Linked DNA regions of Homo sapiens: region 1 is linked to region 2. A link is a contact called in ENCODE Hi-C data. All regions are on one chromosome and are shown on one strand. Each heading gives the region's core, a stretch centred on a gene start or an enhancer-like site at or near the end of the contact. The rest is flanking DNA. Distances are from core to core; before and after follow the strand shown. Region 1 has its middle 27 kb from the start of CSF2. Region 2 overlaps MEIKIN (meiotic kinetochore factor).

What was found. Hi-C counts contacts between places; a loop is a spot of excess contacts on that map. Pooled maps may share reads with other maps.
Region 1: a loop to region 2 is called in a pooled map, with 16 times the contacts of the local background. The contact joins two enhancer-like sites. A Hi-C loop is called at or near these places in 4 of 37 single-sample maps with no recorded cell type and 9 of 50 pooled maps.

Annotation. Positions count from the first base shown.
Region 1 is chr5:132,098,578-132,103,510 of GRCh38, forward strand. No RefSeq gene overlaps it. Among named protein-coding and RNA genes, the nearest start is that of CSF2, 27 kb to the left of the region's middle. RefSeq lists enhancers at 4,819-4,933, 4,892-4,933. Within about 2 kb of position 2,319, at least 4 of the 41 ENCODE cell types and tissues checked have a DNase peak (open chromatin) inside an H3K27ac peak, as active enhancers do.
Region 2 is chr5:131,850,870-131,856,536 of GRCh38, forward strand. It overlaps MEIKIN (meiotic kinetochore factor), which reads right to left. Exons shown (of 13, transcript NM_001303622.2): 10 at 3,885-3,965; 11 at 395-514. Among named protein-coding and RNA genes, the nearest start is that of FNIP1, 57 kb to the left of the region's middle. Within about 2 kb of position 3,427, at least 2 of the 41 ENCODE cell types and tissues checked have a DNase peak (open chromatin) inside an H3K27ac peak, as active enhancers do.

The DNA of each region.
Region 1 (4,933 bases), core at 1,069-3,568, 250 kb after region 2:
ATATCCAAAGATGGCCCTTGGGTAGCATCCTTCCAGGTACCTGGATTTTCTCATCCATAAAGTCAAGTATATCCAATTATTCCCTGTATGAAAATGCTTCTACTATACAGACTATAACCTTTTTTGTTTTGTTCATTTAAAAATTGTAATGTGCCACATGCCAACAATATTATTCAGAATCAAATGATTCAAATAGCTAAGATAAAGTTGTGACCTAATGTTAAGTCAGCCTACTGTCTTTTATAACAAAAGTGTAGTTTTGGAGAAAATCCTTCCTTTCTTGAACTACTGACAATGATTAACATTTATTAACAATGGTTAACCTTTCTCAAGCATTTACTAAGTTCTAGGCACAGTGGTACTAAGCATTTTTGCATATACTCATTCACTTAATTCATATAACAAGCCTCTCTGAACCTTTGTTCTTCATCTATAAAATGGGAATAATAGTACCTACCTCACAGGTAAGTAATTTTTCAACAGTCCCATAACAACCTGGGGGTGGGGGGACAAGGAGTGATATGGATGTCGGTGTGTGTCTGTAGAACCAAACTGTTCTGCTGAAGAGATCATGCCTCTTGCTCATGTGACACCAGCAGAGTGACTGATATGGAAACGGTGAGCACATAGATGGAGGCTGTCTGGGCGCCACAGTGCCCCGATGCAGAAACTCATCATCACATCAGTGTGTCAACATCACCGAGAAACCTTTGACAAATCTAAAGACCCTGTTAGCAACAGTGAAAGTTTCCTGAAGAGTGAGAAAACCACAGGGAGGAGGCTGTCTTGGCATCTGATTGGCACATTACTTCTACAGAAAGGCAATTAGTCAAATTGGTTTGGGGACCCCAGCTGTTCATGCTTCACCACCTCTTTGAGAAAGAAAAAGGGAAAGTGACATTTACTAAGAGCTTGCTAGTACTAAGACCTTTCATATATTATCATATTTAACCCTCACTACAGCCTGTGAAGTATAATTATCCCATTTTATGTGTGCTAAAGTGAACTCCTAATCTTCCCCTTCATGCCTGCCCCACATATAGTCTTCTTGTCTCAGTTGAGGTCAAATCCTTCTTTCCAGCTGCTCAGAGAAAAACCCTTGGAGTCATCCTTAACTCTGATCTCTCTCTCATACTCAACATCTAAGCCATCAGCAAATGCTGATGATTCTTCTTCCAAAACAGGTCCAGAATCCAACATTTCTCATTTCTCCCCACTTCCACTGAATCCATGATGATTCCAGCCACTATTATCTTCTAGAATATACTTCAGTGGAAGCCTAGCTAATTTCCCTGCTTCTACCTGTTCCCTGCTCTATAATCTATTCTCAACTCAGCAGCCAGAGTGATCCTGTTATGCTCTAGTCAGATCATAGCCCTCTGTTCAAAACCCTCTTGGAGTTCTGTGTTTTACCACAGAAAAGCCATAGTTCCCACAGTGGCCTGCAAGGTCCGCATCATCTTCCCCTTTATCTTTCCATCACTTTCTTTTCCCCTGTGACCCTCTCTGCTCACTCATTCTGCTCCAGCCACACTTGCCTCCATGTTGCTCCTTGAACACACCAGCCTCAGAGCCTTTGCGCTGGCTCTTCCCTGTGCCTAAAAGGGGCTAACGCCTTCAACACCTTCAAGTCTTTGCTCAGATGTTATTTTCTCAGAGATCTGCCATGTCCATACTGTTTAAGATTGCAGCCCCTTCTACCACCACTCCAAGCACTGCTTATCTTGCTCTGTTTTTTCCCATAGCACTTACCACTTTCTAACTTGTTAACAGCTTTGTTGCTTATTTTGTACCTCCCATGCCATGATACACATTTCTGAAGGCGGAACACTTACCTATTTCCTCTACTGATCACTCCCAAGTACCTAAACTAGTACCTGGCACATGGAAGCTACTCAGGAATTTATGTTGAGTGAATGAGTGAGTGAGTGCATGAGTAAATGAATGAATTTGACAGGGGCAAATTCAAAGTTACCAAACTGTCCAAGGTCTGGCAACTAGCAGGAAGGAGGAAGTGGCAGGAACTGGAGTCAGGTGTCTCCCACTCCAGAGGTCCGGCTATTTGCACCAAATACCTCTCAGGAAGAGTGAGGCGGAGGATCCAAAAGCAATGTGACTGCGGAACTTTTGCCTAAGTGACAGTCAGTGGATTCTTTTGGGGTTGGTGCCCATTCAGGGCTAGTCCTTCCTCCAGCTGCACCTGCATCTTCAGCTGGATTCAACACACGGTGGCCCGCCTGAGCACTGGCCTTGAGTCACCCAGAAAGGTATCAGTTGTGGTCAGCACTGATGATTAAGGTGATTGGGGAAGTATGAGAAACCCCTGAAAAGAATGTCTAACGAAGAAGGTTTCACTAATGTCTGGAGTTTGCCCATCTGTGTTATTTAAGAGGCATTCCCCCATGAACTCAGACTTCCACTTTTCTGAGGGCAGAGTAGTCACCTCACCTATACCCAGTTGTCCTCTCAATTTCTTGTCTGTAGTTTGTACGCAAACCATCATTCACCTGCCAAACCTTCCTCTAAACCTGCCCTGAATGCAACGCCTGCTCATTTGCCACTCCCACCTCCTCATGTGTGGCAAGGCATCCTCTTCCTGAATTGTCTATCCTGAGATGACGGTTACACCCTGAGAAGACGGTCTAAGGCTTTGAGGCTGAGTTATTTCTCAGCCCCCTCTGACCCACATCAATATCGGGTACCTGGGGAGGGTAGGTGGGTGATTACCTACTTCTGTGACTTCACGGGCATGAAAAGGGCCCTTAAAGACTTCCAAACATTTGGGTCATTGGGCCAATCCCTGGCTCCTCCAGAATCAAGGCAGCATGCAGGCCTTTGGAAAAAGAGGGATTACTTTCAAATAAACAAACAAACAAACAAATAATTAGAAACAACAAACATTCCTAATGCCACCTAAATGCCACCAACTGACAAGCAAAGCATGCGACTGCCCCCATGGCTTTGGTGGCAGGGCCCAGGGGCAGGCTCTCCTCGCTCCTCAGCCTGGCAGCGCTCCGCCAATTCCAACAGCAGGTACGCTCCTCAGAGGCACCAGTCGAGCCCAGGAGCTGGGGTGAGACACTCTAGGAGTTTGGGAGAAGGGGCTCACCAGGTGAGATTCCCACAGAGAGATGGGCTGCAACTAATTCTCCCTTTCTAAGGGAAGCCCACCCTGGGAATCCAGGTGTGAATGCCACACAGGCTGACACAGTCCTGTCTTTCTAAAGGCAAGGAGCTCTGAGTCCTGTGTGGTTTCCTGAAGGTGCTTCATGAACTACTTCCATTAATAAACTCTTTCATCTTAAATTTTTAAAATGAAATGAAACTGTCCTAGAAAGTTACAGACTGAGTCCCTCACCATTATTGATACCTTGGAGTACATGGGTCTTCCCTTGAGTAGATTTTCTGGGAGCTATTCTACCCACGTCCGTTTGTTGAGATCTTACAGGATTTCTTGCCCCAGTTAAATCTCCTGGGGTAGGCAAAGTGCTCAAGAAGTTGGAATGGGGCTGTGGGGTTCCACAAACAAGGGAAGCACCCAGAGGGCCCAACATCAGTACTCAGGGCCTCCTTGGCTTCTGGCCTGCAGCTGGGGAGGCAGGGCTGCAGTGCTGGAGGGGCATCTCTGTCAGCCTCCTGCAGCACAGGGGCCAGGGTCTGGGGGCAGCAATCACTTTGGTGACTAATAACCTAATCATGGAAAATTACAACTTCCTGAGCTAGGTATATCAGAGGTGGCCACAAAACTCTTTATGATGTGGCCAAAAATTCCTCCTACCACCACAGCCCTTGAAAATAGGTCAAAGACACCTTCTATGGAACTCTCAAAACAGGGCTTAGCTCACACCATCTACCTCCGTCATTGTGCTGCAAACACTGGAGCTTTTGTGAGAATGCTCTCCTCTTCTGCGGTTTGAGCTCAGTTTTGGCTCTGGGCTAATCATCTGTCCTGTCCTACTTGTCTTCCACAAGGGACCGACTGGTCATGAAGGCCATGAAGGCTGTCTGCTGTGTGTCCCTGGAAATGTCTGTCGACAGCCTCTCTAGGCAGAAGTGTTTCTTCTTGTGTACCAACCAAGACCTATAGGCCTCGCCTCATCTCCCAAGCTATACCTCACCACAAAGCAGAACAAGGGTGGACTAAGAACTGGCAGAGACTTATACTTGGCTTTCCAGAGGTCCCAGGTTTGTGGTAGGGGTTCATGAGGCTGGCTGCTGTCTAGATGAGATATGCAGAGTGAGCTCTTTTCCCTGAATGCTGGGCATCCCATCGGTAGTATGGGACAGGGTAAGCTCCTGGCCTGGCTGGCTCCAATGCTGCCTGAGTGAAGCTATGTAACCCTGGGACATCTCTCTTAGCATGCTGATATTTGGCTGCTTCTCTGATAATGGGAGCAGCATTCTCTGGTATGGGGTGCTGTGGAAGACCTAGGGAATGGGACAACAGATTAAAATGGGCTTTGAAGACCCTTGCAGAGGTGACCAGGGAGGCCCAACCTTCTATTTCCTGTGCTCAGGCCTTGGCAGAGACAGAAACCACGAGGCTCCAAGGTCCCCAACCAGTGGGACCCCGACACCAGGAGGACAGGACTCTCAGAGTTCTGTGCCTACTCCTCAGTTTCTTTTGTGTCTGCTGCTATCAGGAGTCCCAATCTACAGGGCTCAATCAGGATGGGATCCTTAGTGTGGCACCTGGGTCAGAAAGCCGCCCCTGCTAAGAGGCTCAGGACAGGGCTAACTGGGAGAAGAGGCCCCACCTAAGTGTCTGCCACCCAAGATGATACTTTTTTTGGCCCAGAAGCCTCATCTGACCTCTGGCCCAGGCCTCAGCCTGGGTGAGGGTGGACATCTCTGTCCTAACAAGATCCTTGGGAGCCTCCAGGCAGTCCCCTTCCAGGGATAAGAGGTCCTGTGTCTGCTTGGCCTAGAGCCA
Region 2 (5,667 bases), core at 2,177-4,676:
GTCAAGGCTGCAGTGAGTCTGTGAGCCTTGACTGCACCCTGGCACTCCAGCAGAGAGGACAGAGTGAGACTCTGTCAAAAAAAAAGAAAGAAAAGAAAAGAAAAAGGCAAAAAGCTTTAGACATTTGATTTGGCTGTGATTTCTTGCACAGGACACCAAAGGAATGAGCAAGAAAAGAAAAAATAGACAAACTGTACTTCATAAAAAATATACAATTTTGTGCATCAAAGACCCTAACCAAAGTGTAAAAAGGCAACCCACAGAATAGGAGAAAATATTTGCAAATTATGTTTCTCATGAGTTAAGAGATTTCTTATAGCACCTCATATACAAAGTATCTAATGTAACAGTAATTATTTCCTTTAGTAATTGAAGGAAAAATGGAAAATACTACCTCATTTGAAGAATTTTCCTGCAAACTTGACACAGGAACAATTTCATTTGAATTAACATAATTGCTGACATTTGGAAATAGTTCTTCAAAAGATGCTTTTTGCACTGAGGACAAATCAATCTATAAAAGAATACATTATTGTTTTGTGGAAGTTAAACATTGCAAAAGCAATGATTTTTAAGTAATTAAAGAAAAGTTGAAAAATACCATCTCATTGGAAGCATTTTCCTGTAAACTTGACACAGGAACAATTTCATCTGAATAAACGTAATTACTGACATTTGGACATAACTCTTCAAAAGATGCATGTTTAGAGACAAATCAATCTGTAAAATGGGTTATAACATTCTTTCATTTTAAAGTAATTTTTTAATTAGGAATTTTTGTTTGCTATGATACACCAGAGATTTTTAAATCACTATCTCTAACATAGAACTCTCTCCTAAGTGCCATATCCATTTTTCTATCAGGTTACTGAAATCACCACACATTTCTGTACCAAATTAAAAATTTCCAAAAAAGATGACTGATTGATTTAGAGATGATTTAAGGTGTGCAGGATGCACGTAGGTTATATGCAAAAAACCAACACTATGCCATTTTACATCAGGAACTTTAGCATCCACATATTTTGGTATCTTTGAGAAGTCCTGGAACCAATTCCCCATGAATACTGAGGGATGACTGTATATAGTTAAGACAACTGAAAACATGTTTAACAAACACTTGTCAACAAATGTTCATAACAGTATTATTCATAATAGATAATAAATGGAAATAAATGCGCATAAACTGAATTGATAAACAAAATATGGTATATGTATATAATGGAGTATAATTCAGTTGATTTGGTTTGGCTGTGTCTCTACTCAAATCTCATCTTGAATTGTAATCCCCATAATCCCCATAGGTCAAGGGAGGGACCCGGTGTGAGGTGATTGAATCATGGGGGTGGTTTTCTCCATACTGTTCTGATGATAGTGAGTGAGTTTTCCCGAGATCTGATGGTTTTATAGGGTAGTTTTCCCTGCTCTTCCATGCTCTCTCCTCTGTTGCCATGTAAGACAGGCCTCTTCCCCTTCCACCATGATTGTAAGTTTCCTGAGGCCTCCCCAGCCATGCGGAACTGTGAGCCAATTGAACCTCTTTTCTTTATAAGTTACCCAGTCTTGGGTATGTCTTTATAGCAGTGTGGAAACAGACTAATACATAGGTCATAAAAAAGGAATGCAGTACTGATACCTGCTATAACATAGATGAATTTTTAAAACATTATGCTAAGTGAAAGAAACCAGGCACAAAACGCCACATGTTATATGATCTCATTTATATGAAATACTCAGAAAGAGCAAACCTATAGAGACAGAAACTAAATCAGTAGTTTCTTTGGACTGGAGGGTGGGATGGGGGGATGAGGGCTGACTATTAACGAATAGGGTGATGAAAATGTTCTTAAATAGGATCATGATGATAGTTGCACAGTTTTTAAGTATGCTAAAAACCACTGAATTATATACTTTAGTATACTGAGTTTTATAAAACGTAACTTGTACCTCAAATTTAAAAATATGTTGATATTTGTAAAATAGTCACTAAATTAGTTTTGCCACGAAAAAAATCATTTTGGTACATTTGTTATTCATCAATACATTTTAACTCCAAATATCAACCAAGAATGAATAAAAAATGAGACACTCATTTTCTGGAAAAAGTATTGATTTTTGGGCCACTGGAAAGACTGTGAGCAGAGGATTAACAAAATCCTTTCTCCCATCATGAGCATCTATTGGTTAAATCTGTAACTCCTTTCCCCTAGGAACCTGATAAGTGTAAGAATGTCAACTGTGTTACTAGGTAACATTGCTTATGGTAAAAATAATGTCTGATTGGAAAATTGTATCTATAGGAGGAACTATAAATGCACTATAAATAAATAACTACTGCACTATAAAAGCTAAAATACTTTGAGTTTCCCTGAGTGCAGGGACATTGTAATTACACATGTCCTTTGTGGAGACCATGGACGTTATGCATAAGTGCTGTTACAAAAGATACTGGATTTCATCTCCTTGTGCCTGAGCAGTCCCCACACTGCTATGTAAGCCGCTGCATGGACCTCTGTGAGGATTGCTCACACTGAAGAGGAACATTGGATATTTGACTGAAGACTTGATGACACTGGATTTGATAATCATTTCTTGGATATGACATCAAAAGAACAGGTGAGAAAAGAAAAAGACAAATTTTACTATGACAAAATAAAAAACATTTGTGCATCAAAGGACACTATCAACAGAGTGAAAAGGCAACCCATGGAAGGGGGCAAATTATTTGTAAATCATATGTTGGGTAATGGGTTAACATCTCAGATATATGAAGAACTCCTACAACTCAACAATTAAAAATTCAAAAATAAACAAAGGACTTGAATAGATATTTTCCCAAAAAAGATATACAAATAGCTAATTAACACATTAAAAGATGCTCAGTGTCATCCTTATTAGGGAAATACAAATCAAAACCATAATGAGATACCACCTCACATCCATAAGAACTACTATTACAAAAAAGAAAATAACAAGTGCTGGCAAGGAAGTAGAGAAACTGGAACCCTTGTGCATTTTGCTAGTGGGAATGTAAAATGGTACAGCTACTAAGGAAAACAGTGTGGTGGTTCCTCAAAAAGAAAAATTGAATTACAATATGCTGTAGCAATTCCACTTCTAGATACATACCCAAAGAATTGAAAGCAGGGACTCAAACATATATTTGTACACCCATGTTCATAGCAGCATTATTCACAATTGTCAAAAGGCAGAAGCAACCCAATTGTCCATCAATAGATGAATGGATAAACAAAATGTGTCATATACATACAATGGAGTATCAATTCATCCTTAAAAATAAAATTCTGATGCATGCTGTAACATAGATGAATTTGAAGATGCCATGCTAAGTGACATAAACTAGTCACAAAGGACAAATACTGTATGGTTCCACTTATATGAGGTACCTAGAGTAGTCAAATTTATAGAAACAGAAAGTAAAATGGTGGTTTCCAGGGGTGGGGTAGGGAGGAGCAGGAAGTTACTGTTTAATGCATATGGAATTTCAGTTTTGCAAGATGAAAAAAGTTCTAGAGATGAATAGTGGTGATGGTTGCATAATGATGTGAATGAATATACTTCAACTGTACACTTAAAAATGGTTAAAATTATAAATTTTATGTTATATATATTTCATCACAATTTTTAAAACTGAAAGGAAAAAACAGAAGAATCCTGGTTGTTGCTGCAGTACTCTAATTTTTCCTTCTCTCTTGCATGTATAGTAGTATACAAAGTACTTTCATTGAAAGTGTGCTTAAGCAACAGAAAAACACAGATATTATTCTCCATAGGCAATATTTCCCTGATATGAGAAAAATAGAAGAATGGGGAGAGGAGGAGCCAGAAAACAGATACTACAAGTGCCAAATGCTAATACTTACCACAAAACCAGCTGTCTCTGAAGATGGAGTACTTGTTAAAAGGCCTCTGTTTTTCTTACCAGGAGTACTGGAATTTGTTTTCTATAAATGTTTTTATAAAACAGGGATTGAACAGCAGAAAGAAATAAACTATTTTAGTATAGTAAAACTACAATTTCAAGTTAGTTGACCAGATCATAATGTACAGTACTAAGAAAATCCTTAATCTGTTCATTAAATTTTAAACCACTTCACAGGAAACTAAAGAATTTTCTCACTTGAGCTAGATCAAACAACATCCAAGAGAACTCTATATGGCATAGCAACTATATGAGAATACCTTGGTTGAAATGAATACCTTGGTTGAAATTACTATTAATTTAGAAAGAAAAGCTAATTAGAGTGTTGAGTTAGGAAATGGCGCTTCAGTTATCTTTGTTAACTACTAAGAAAGGTATTTTACTTTCAGCATTTAATTCTTAGTATATTATTGTACTTTTTGTGGAAAGAAAGTATAAGTTATTTCTGGAGCTGTGAAATATATGTAGCAAGGATAATTGGTTTAAAATATATAACGTTAAATGTATATAGATACTTTCATTTATGGAACATCAAAGTTAAAGAAATTATAAAGTAGGATGTAGGCTCATTTTCTACTTTTTGAAGATACAAAGAGGCAGACAGACAGACAGGTAGACAAAGCAAGAAAGAGTAAAAGACAGAGTGAGGAGAGAAACAGACAAGATACAAGACCTAAAGAAAGTGACAGAAAGCGAGGAAGCGACAGGCCAAAAGAGAGAGAGGGAGGAAGGGAGAAGAGGGGAATGGAGAGGAGATGAAGGAAGAGGTAGAGGAGAGGAGAGGAGGTAGGAGAGGAAGAATGAAAAGCAAAAGACAGAGAAGGAGAGAAAAAGAGGAAGACCAAGAGAAGGAGAGAGGAAAAAAGAGAAAGACAGAGAAGACAGAAACCAACATAGATTGTGAGCAGAGATTGAGAGAGAGAGACAGAGAAGGACAGTGAGAGAGATCAAGACAGAGACCAAGGAAAAGAGACAGAGCTTGAGACTGCAAGAGAGAGAAAATCTAGGATAGCAAAAGCAAAGAAACGGGTAGAAAGGTAGAGTAGAAAGTAAGAGTGATAGTCAAACAGACAGAGACAGGCAGCTTTATTTCTAGAAATCAGCTGCCTTTTCGGCCTTTAGACTCCATGAAGCAACCATATCCTTCTGATAAATGTTCTTTTTGAGTAGGTGTCTCTTGTAAGATGTCAAGTCTGGAATCTTACTTTCAACCTTTCTTTCCCTTCTGGCTTAAAAGCTTTTAAACTGATCGTTGGTACAAGACATAATCTGGAATAGTTTATTAGGAAAATTTTTGTCAGAAATGTTTATGGGTATATTTACAATAAAATGAACACATCAGCCTCTAACTTACTAGCTATATTTAGTTTTCGCATTTCAACAATGAAGGTTATTCTACCTCTAGGGACTGTGATGCAAGGGTTACAAATAATATATGTAAAAAGAACCTATGGTGTCTGGAGAGTAGGAGCTACTCAATGATAACTATTATCATCATCATTGTGGCAGTCCTGAAGGTCCTCTGCTCACATTTCTTCAAACAAAGAACCAGCTGTTCCAGTGCAAGGAGTGTAGTTAGCTGACAGCCCCCAAGCACAACATCTTTAGAATATGCTTCAGCTTTCATGCTGAGGCCACCATCTTTTCAAGCAGCCCCCAGCCAATGTCTGGGCATAACAGTCCAACACAAGACTTTCATAATAGACAATCTTTTCTCCAGAACT